Linked DNA regions of Mus musculus: regions 1 and 3 are each linked to region 2. Evidence: chromatin contacts called from ENCODE POLR2A ChIA-PET data. All regions are on one chromosome and are shown on one strand. Each heading gives the region's core, a stretch centred on a gene start or an enhancer-like site at or near the end of the contact. The rest is flanking DNA. Distances are from core to core; before and after follow the strand shown.

Region 1 (3,034 bases), core at 187-2,686, 340 kb after region 2:
ATGTGGGTGCTGGGTTCTGATCCTGCATCCTTTGCAAGAGCAAAAGGCGCTCTCAACCACTAAGTCATTTCTCCAGCCCCTCTACCTCACTCACATTGGAAGTCTCCCAAGTTGTTAGCACCCCCCGTTGTGGTACCACCTAAGCAATGCTGCAGCACGCTCTGTTCTCCACGATTACAAAGGTTTCTTTCTCACTCCTGTTTCAGTTGTGAAGCTCCAACCGGGGACCTGGTGCTAAAGAGAGCCTGGATGTTAAGACACAAGCCTTGGCTAGGCATGGTGACACACAACCTGTAATCTCAGCACTTGCCAGTCTGGGGCAGGTGCATCTGAGTTTGAAGCCAACCTGGTACATATATAGTGAGTTCCTGGGCAGACAAGGCTATGTAGAGAAGAGAGATCCTGTTTTAAACTAAACCAAACCAAAGCCCTGGGATAGTGAGAAAGGAGCAACTACCCAGCTGCGAGGGGCTCTTTCACCCACGTTCTGATGGTAAGAACAATTTGTATGGTCAAGTATGAACTAAGGATAGGAAAATCCCTGGGCATATTAAAGACAGCCATATAGCAGGCTGAGCACTTAAATATGTACTCTATCAAATGCTCATTACTCTCTCCCCCAAGGATTAAACAAGTCTTTCTTCTCAGATATTTAGAGGCTCACCAGTGGTTTCTGTTTGTGCTCTCTTTAATGTCTACACTGCTATAGATGTTGATTTTCCTAAGCGGATGTGTGCCCTTTCTAAGCAAGTCGGCAATAATTACAACTCTGGGAGCTAGGAGGGGCAAAAGGAACACGGTAAGTAAATGTAATGTTGCAAATGCTCTTGTTGGCAGTGTGCTGGAGAGCTTGGGGGAAGTTTTAAAGTCATATACATATGTATGCAATCCTCCCCTGTGTGTGTATACATTTTCAGTGGAAAGATGGAGAATAGGGAGACAGAATGGTTAGCTAGATCCCAGGAATCTGGGGAGGTCAACCCATTTACATTTTTGAATGTTTTTCTGACCCAAAGTCTACACTTTCCTGTGCCTAGTTTAGGTCCCCAAAAGAAAGAAATAAAACAGAAAACACACGGAAGAAAGGTATTTCTTCTTCTAGTAACTACATATCAACGTGGTGTGGTCTTTTCACTTGTGCGTATTCACTGATGAAATCGGATTAGCTCTCTCTAGCGCAAAAACGTGAGCTTTAATAAGAAAAGGAAAAGGGGAAGCTGAGAAGCCGAGATAGCACAAAGCCATGGAGCAAGTAAGGAGAAAACTTACTAAGAGAAAAAACGGAGGAAGAAAAGACCCAAACAGGAAACTCAGTAACTTGAGGAAAGGGCTCTTACTGGTCCCCAGTTTACTGCAGGCCACTTGTCCCCAGTCTCCCGCAGCTGGTGCTGGAATGTGGAGGTCAGGCGCGCCCCCTGCCGGCCGGGAGAGGCGAGGGCGGTCGCGGCTCGGCAGGGTCCGGCACGCGGAGACCCTTGGGTGGCCAGGTCCGGGGATGGAGTTTGCAGCCGAGGCTGCCGGCCAGGATTTAGAAAGGCGTCCATTTCGGCCAGCAGAGTGGCGGCGTGGAGCGACGCGAGCGCCCGAGCGCATGTGGTCGGGCTCAAAACCCGGCCTGGGCGTCGCACGCCCACTCCCCAGCCGCGCCGTGGTTAGGGATGCTCGGTAGTGTTCTCTCCCACTTCACTGCCACCAAACGCGGTGACTACGTTTAGTTCTCTACTTCGCTACGCATCCTTGGGCGCCAACGTCGCCGACTAACTGTCCACTTTAAGGTCGGCCTTTCTCCCATGCAAGGCACCCCACGCCCCTGTGCACTCGCCCTCCCTGGCGCCCCAAAACCGTAGGGCCTCACAGGAACTACACAGCACGGGCCAGGGGAAAGCGGCGGTACCGGGGAAGGGGACCGGAAACCCGCGTCTCTCTTCCCGGAACCAGCTTCCACCGCCTTCTGCCAATCCAGCCTTTTAAGGAGGAGCTCCGCACAGCGACTGGGCAAGGCTGTGCGCTTGCGCGGCTCGGGTACCCTCCCGGAACCGTGAGTATCTACGTGGAGGCACTGCAGGGTGGCCAGCGGGCTGTGTGGGCGCCAAGCCTCCACCCGAGGGTCCGAAAGGAGTCTCTGCAGAGCCCTGCTCCCACCATGCTGGGTTCCCGGGACTCTTTCGTGGGCGCGAGGGAAGCGCATCTGTGGCCCCCGGGTGTCGTGCGGGACGTGCTTTTTGTCCCGCGGGTTGTCCGCCAGTATTGTCCGCTCCAGCCCCCAGGGTGACTCCATCCACTCTGCCGTAGGGAGCCTTCTAGGGTCAAAAGGCAGGGCGAACCCTTAGGATTTAGCAGAAGTACGCATTTGGCTCCTTTGTCCTAGCTGAACATGAGGATGTAGGTTGGCGGACCAAACAAACAAAAATGTGGGAGCTGGGTCCAGACAGATCAGGTGCCCAGGGCCGTCACTGTCACTTCGTGTACCGTTCTTTATGTAATGCCCAAGTAGTAACAGGAGCCTGTAGGGTGCCACAGTAGTTAGAGATTTCTAGGCGTTTCCTCCTCAGAGTTATTAGTTGACACCAATTCAGAGCCAATTTTCACTTCCCTCAAGTCTCGGAGGAAAAGCTGTTGAAGAAATTGGATGCACCTCAGTCTATTTCTTAGTTTGAACTTGTAATAACGTCAACAGCTTTTCCAAGTTACTTAAGTAAGATACAGCACTCAACTTCTGACTCTGGTGACACTCAGGATTCTTTTTGCATGACAGGTCTCAGCAGAGATAGACAGAAGAAATGGCCCTGGTACCCTATGAGGAGAGCGCGGCAATAGGGCTCCAGAAATTCCATAAGCCTCTCGCCACCTTCTCTTTTGCGAACCACACCATCCAGATCCGTCAGGACTGGAGGCAACTGGGAGTTGCTGCAGTGGTGTGGGATGCGGTAAGTCAGCACTGCAGGGCCTTTGAAAACATCCACAGTTGCAAGACTGTATTCTAAAAAGGAAATTGATGGCTTTATTGAGATATGATTCATATATAGTCTCCACC
Region 2 (3,208 bases), core at 39-2,538:
CATTATTATTATGGCAGGAACTTTGCAGTGTACAGGCAAGTGCTGGAAGACCCAAGAGTTCGACATCTAGATGCCAAGACAACCAGAAGGAGACAGTCTACTTCAGGCAGCTGGGAGGAGGCTCTGATTCCATACTGGGCAGAGCTTAATATACCTATACCTTAGTATACAGCAATCTCAAAGCCGGCTTAAGTAGCAGTCACTTCCTCCAACAAGAATGTACCTACTCCAATAAGGTCACACCTCTGATAGTGCCATTCCTTATGGCCAAGCATTGAAACATGAGTCTATGGGAGCCAAATCTATTCAACCAATCACAATTTGATTCTGTACTTTTTAAAGATTTGACTTTCAAAAAAAATATTATATATCCTGTTGAGTCCTAATTCTCTCCATTTTTAAACAGAATATGGATACTGGTCATTGACTTACACGCGTTTGTTTGTGCTTTGTTTGCTTTTGTTGTTGTTTTGTTTTGGAACTCACTCTGTAGACAAGGGTGGAGGGGCTCAGACTCACAGAGATCCACCTGCTTCTGCCTCCTGAGTGCTGGGATTAAAGGTTTGTGACACCACTGCTTGGCTTGCTTTTGCTTTTGAGACAAAGCCTGTAGCTCTGGTTGGCCCGGAACTCTCTGTGTAGACCAGGTTGGCTTCAAACTCACACAGGTTCACTTGCCTGTGCCTCCTCAGTGCCAGTGCTGGGATTAAAAGTGTGTGCTACCCCGCCCCCGCCCCTCTCTTACTAAGCTTAATTGAAAAAAAAAAAAAAAAAAAAAACCGACTAAGAAGTATGCTGTGATGGCAAATTAAGACTGAAAACTGAAAGGAAGATTCATCCAACCGGAACTGCACGTCTTTGCAAAGTGGCTGGTTACCAGCAGACCTCAGGAGAGGTGACTTCTTGCCCTTCCCTAAGCCCTAGCTGCTAGACTAGGAATCCACAGCCAGGTTAGAGACATTTCCCCTCAACCACATCCTTTAAAACCGTGAACCTAACTAAAGATGAAAAGCAGTTCGTGCACCTATCCAAAGATGACAAGCAGTTCATTCCTATGTTTGGAAAGCATTATTTCTGAGAAATTCTCTTATTCTTAGCAACTGCTGCTAGCTGGCCCTGCCCTGGTAGGTTCCAAGTGACAGTTTTAACTGCAAACATCCTCGGTCTTGGGAAGAACGTGGAAGGGACCAAGCCTGGGATAAAGGCTGTAAAGCAAACAATAAGATAAGGAGGTCAGGCCCCGCCCGACCGCCTGCTCCTCCCGTAGGAGGGACCGGTCCTCACCGGCTGGAACTCTGTGTAATCGGATCCTGTTGCCGGGCTGCCGCGGGGAAGCTTTTGGGCGTGGGACCGCGAGAAGCCGCTTGTAAACAGAGCCGGGCCGGGATGGTCGGCAGCTGGAGCGCAGTCGCTGGCGGTGAGGAGGGCGGGCTGCCCGGGTCGGGGTCCTGCCGGGGGTCGGCTGCAGGCCGCAGGGGAGAAGGGACCAGAGCCGCGGTGAGCATCCTCCTCACGGCGGCCTTGGGCGGGGAGGGGGACGGGATGACGCATCCCCGGAGCTCCCCGGGGTCGCCGGGGTTCTTCCCACGCACCGCTTTCTGTTGTATTTCGCGCTGGGGATAGCACTTCATTTGTGGGTGGCTAAGTGAGGAGGAAGACATGACCTGGTGTTTATTTTTTGTGAATCAAGTAACGCAAATTAGAAAGTAGTTGAATAAGGTGATCCTGTTTCTGCGTTGTTTTTAGTAACCCCTCCCCAGCGATCATAGAAACCAAACCCCAGTAGAGCTTTTAGCCCCAGAGAAACGCTACGTTTGTTCTTTCTATTGACTGAGCCCATTTTGAATGTATAGTAAATGACAGTACAGGACTAATGATAGATTGGTCTTGTATGAAAAGCTTATTAAGCTAGAAAACAAAAACAAAACAAACAAAACAAGATAAGGAGTCCTCAGGCCCTTAAGCTGGAAAAAAAATTCTGATTTCAGAAGACAAATAGAGGCTGGGCTTATATGTATAGTTTGCAAAGCAAGGCGCCTTTACAGGTTAAAAAGATTGAGATATATTATTGTAAATGTTATTTAGTTCCTCCCCTTTTTTTCTTTGATCCATGGAACTAGAAAGAAACTTCTGGGTTTTTCCTGTAAAATATTTTCAACAAATCATAATAAATTGTGACTTGTACTTATACAGCATTATAGAATAGTACACGTTATAAGTGGTTGCTTAAAACACCAAGTAGTTTTTATTTCATTTACTTAAAGAAATACCATAGCAAAAATGAGGTCTTTAAAAGGTCAATATACATGTGTTACCTTGGTAACATAATCTAACTTCACTAGGAGTCAAGTATTAGGTTAAATTGACACGAAGTGTGTAAATGTCATGTACCAAGAAATAACATCAATAACTTGTGTGTTTGTCTTTATAGTAAGTACTTTAACAATGCTATTGTTCTGGCAAGATCCTGAAAGCTTACTTCAGCTTAAATTCTTGTTTGGTCACTTTCTCATTTCGTCATCCTGGAAAGTTTACTCAATTTAGCTGTTTCCTAATCTGTAGAATGGGAATAATAGCCACCTCATCAAAGATTCAATGAGTTATTAAATATGTATGTTTTTTTTGAGAGAGTCTCTCTATGTAACCCTGTTTAGCCTGGAAATTGCTATGTAGATTAGGCTGGTCTTGAATTCACAGAGATCCACCTGCCTCTGCTGGAATTAAAGGCATGTGCCACTTGATGTTTTTAAAGCCCCTGGAACAGTACCTAGAATAAGTGTTTGATGAGTATATCAAATTAAAATATTCCACTACTGAAAAGCAGATGAATAATTGTCAAGTGTTCGGGAAGGCGTGGAGGGGGGAGTTCTTTTTTTTGTTTGTTTGTTTGTTTGTTTTTGTTTGTTTTGTTTTTTTTTTTTGGTTTTTCGAGACAGGGTTTCTCTGTATAGCCCTGGCTGTCCTGGAACTCACTTTGTAGACCAGGCTGGCCTCAAAGTCAGAAATCCGCCTGCCTCTGCCTCCCAAGTGCTGGGATTAAAGGCGTGTGCCACCACGCCCGGCATGAGGGGGAAGTTCTTGTTGAATGGGTGGACTGCAAGATGAAAGACCAGTGGGGGTTGGGCTGCATGACAATGCTTGGCTTAGTGGTTACCATGGTAAATTTTATGTTTTGAGTATTTTGCCACAATTAAAATGGCTCAGGTAT
Region 3 (3,070 bases), core at 392-2,891, 270 kb after region 2:
CACCCGCAGGGGGCTGTCTTCTTAAATCCCAAACCTTTACATTACTAATTTAAAGCTAAATTTAAGCTTTTGGCTCCATTTAAACGCCCAATGAACAATCTCTCCCCACCCTGCTTCCTTTGGAAGAGGTAAAATAAATGAAATTTGTTAAATGGCGATGTATTTACCAAAATGATAATTTTAAAGCAAGCAGAACTACTCCTTGTTAGGGAGGGGAAGCAGTACTTTTCTGAAGCCTGGAAAGAAACTAACATCTTTCACAGAAGTCTCCTCTTTCTGTGTTCCAACTATAACTGAAAGTAATAAAGCAACCTTTATTATTGAGGCTACTTTCAAAATCCTACTTAATACCATACACATTTTGGTGGCAATCTCTACTTGAACGTAAATAAGAAATCTTTAACCATGCTGAATCTAGATTGCTCTAGTATCAGTTACTCAACTCGTTCAGAGCAAGAGGAACATTATGCTCTTACCTTACGTACCATCTGCCTAAGTAAGGACAGAGAGATGGGATGGCTATTCTGAGGTTAGGGGTACCTGGGAGTTTTATTAAGAAAAGGGGCAATTATAGTCTCTTGAAGTCTTAAGTTCCACTGGACGGTACACAGCAGTACAAAGAGGAAGCGGTGCCGGGTACAGGGTCCCGGGTCAGAATGAGAGAATGGGAAGAGTGAAGAACTGGGCGTAGGGGTGGGAGAGAAACTGGCCAGACGTGGCCGAGAAAGAATAAGGGGTGGGAACACGAGCCACAGCCCTCATTCCCGGTGTCCAGGCCTGCGCCAGGAATAATCCCGGCAGGAAGGAACCCGAGGCGGCGGCCGCCTCCCAGCGGGACCCAGGGAGTCGGTGGAGGCCAGAGGTGCGCCACGGCCCGGACGCGCCCGCTGCCTCCTCACCTTCGGGCATCTCTCGGTCACTGATGTGCTGCAGGTGGTGGCCCTCGCCGGCTCCGAAATCCAACTCGGCGGGCTCCACGGCCGCAGCGGGCGCCGGCGCTACCGCCACCGCGTCCCCGGCCGCCGCCTCGTAGACCTCGGACTCGTAGTCGGGCTCTGCCGGCCCCGCGCGCCGGCCCAGCTTGGGGCTGGCATTGGGGGACACGCAACAGGTCAGCGTGTTCCCCATGGGGAGCGTCCGCTCCGCTCGGCCGACGCCTGCGCCTCCGCTCGCCCCGGACTCCGCGCCCGCCCCCTCCCCCAACAATGGCGCGGTCGGCGCCGGCAGCCCCGGGCAGAGCGGGGCTGCGCCCGCCCGCACTCGCCGCCGCGCCCGCTGCGCGCCCGCCCGCCCCGCCGCCCAGCCCGGGGCAGGGCTCCGGCCTCGGCCGCACCCCCGCCGGCTCGCCGCCGCCGCCTCCCCACAGCGGACTAGTCTGCGAGGGCGGCGACCAGCCCGGCTTATTTAAAAGGGGTGGGGACCCGACAAGCGCTGGGAGACGCAGCCACTGCGGGCCGAGAGCGCGGCCGGAGCTCCTCCTCCTTCCGTCGCCGCCTCCGAACTGAAGGCCGCTAGCCGGCTCCTGCCAACCGGAACGCGCTCCGCGGTCACCTGGTGACGGGTAGCCAATCAGACCCGGACTTCCCTCCACGCACCCGCCTACGGCCCAGGCACGTGACTCACAAAGCCCCGCCCCGTCCCTTAAGCTGAGCCGCGCGAATTCTGGTTTCCATTCATCTCGAGCTGCGCCGAGTCCGGCTCCTACTGGGGAGCTGCGGCAGTTTGTTACTCGAGGCCGCCCTTCAAGGCGGGCCCCGAAGGTCCGGCCTGGTGAAGAGTTGGTTTTGTCAGCAGTTTGGTCTCTCCATGTTTGACAGCTTCCCTTTGCTCACCCAAGTAAGTTGCACTGGACTTAGCCGGTTGTATATGGCTAAATGCTCTTCTCCTGTCTTCCCAGTGTTACGTTCTCGCTTGCAACTTGGCCATAGCAACCCCGGGGCTCGCTCCTTACTCTCAATAAAGAGTCGTGACTGTGTCTTGCATGAAACCCGAGGACACGTCACTCTTCAATTTCCTCGTACGTCAAATAAGGACCAAACTCTCGGTTCAGAAAAGCTGGGAGCCAGCAACTCCGGTTTCGCTTGTTTTCTGCCATCACAAGACAGGAGTTTCCAGACTTTGTTTCTTTAACTAGCAATGCAGAGAACAGTTTTCTCCCACAAAATAGAGAACCACACTGTGGGGTGCCCACAGTCCTAAGTGATGGGGATGGTAGAGAGCAATTGACCTTTAGCATGCACCAAGTATTGCCAACCATGCCAACCGAGCTCCCTTAGCGCTAAGTCTAAAGAGCAGTCCAATGTTCGATCTCCCAGATTTTACTGATCGGTGGCAGGGTAGGGGGAGCATGCAGAAACTGAGTAACTTTCTCAAGGTTACATGACAAGGTTACTGCTCGTGTAGGGGCCAGAATAGTCTGGATTCCAGGTTTATCTCCGAGTACCTGTGAAAGGAAGTCACGGTTAGGGAAAATGACAGAGACTGTTGGTGCTTGGTAGTGTTCATTTTAAGGAAGAGCAATCTTTTCACTTGGGGATTTTAAATATCTTCCCTAATTGAATCTTCTCGTTCATTTCTGTTCCTGAAGTCCAGCAGTCCAGGCTCCCAGTAAATTTAGGCAAATGAGAAGCAAAGATTTGGAGAATCTAGCTGTACGAGTTCACACTGCTGCTCTTGGAGTACAAACACAAATATCTGACCCCAAAGTCAATGAGGTCAAGAGTTTAGTTGTTTTCTTTTAATGTATATATTTATTGTATTTGTATGAGTACACTGTGGCTGTCTTCAGACACATCAGAAGAGGCATTGGCTCCCATCACAGATGGTTGTAAGCCATTATGTGGTGGCTGGGAATTGAACTCAGGACCTCTGGAAGAGCAGTCAGTGCTCTTAACCGCTGAGCCATCTCTCCAGACCAAGAGTTTAGATTTTATACTGGAAATAAGTGTTGAACATGAAGTTCAGAAGTCATTGTCATGTGTATTTAAGACTATGTTATTCTGGACAGTAAGAAGGAAGGGAAGAAAGGTCTAGTTAAGGAAGCCTAGTCTTTTCCTAGGAAAGAAAGACA

What was found. ChIA-PET counts read pairs that join two places held with the same protein, here RNA polymerase II (POLR2A).
Region 1: POLR2A ChIA-PET joins it to region 2 with 10 read pairs in Patski. The contact joins the promoter of Mettl21a here to the promoter of Plekhm3 in region 2. POLR2A ChIA-PET finds 5 or more read pairs at or near these places in 2 of 5 experiments (Patski and embryonic stem cell).
Region 3: POLR2A ChIA-PET joins it to region 2 with 23 read pairs in embryonic stem cell. The contact joins the promoter of 2810408I11Rik here to the promoter of Plekhm3 in region 2. POLR2A ChIA-PET finds 5 or more read pairs at or near these places in 4 of 5 experiments (Patski and embryonic stem cell).

What each region holds. Positions count from the first base shown.
Region 1 is chr1:64,616,166-64,619,199 of GRCm38, reverse strand. It overlaps Mettl21a (methyltransferase like 21A), which reads left to right and starts at 1,436. Exons shown (of 3, transcript NM_025964.4): 1 at 1,436-2,927. The coding sequence starts at 2,781.
Region 2 is chr1:64,954,904-64,958,111 of GRCm38, reverse strand. It overlaps Plekhm3 (pleckstrin homology domain containing, family M, member 3), which reads left to right and starts at 1,288. Exons shown (of 8, transcript NM_001039493.1): 1 at 1,288-1,417. It overlaps Gm51627 (predicted gene, 51627), which reads right to left and starts at 1,533. Exons shown (of 3, transcript NR_165472.1): 1 at 1,285-1,533.
Region 3 is chr1:64,689,230-64,692,299 of GRCm38, reverse strand. It overlaps 2810408I11Rik (RIKEN cDNA 2810408I11 gene), which reads left to right and starts at 1,641. Exons shown (of 2, transcript NR_038009.1): 1 at 1,641-1,836. Ccnyl1 (cyclin Y-like 1) reads right to left here and starts at 955. Exons shown (of 10, transcript NM_001097644.1): 1 at 900-955. The coding sequence starts at 909.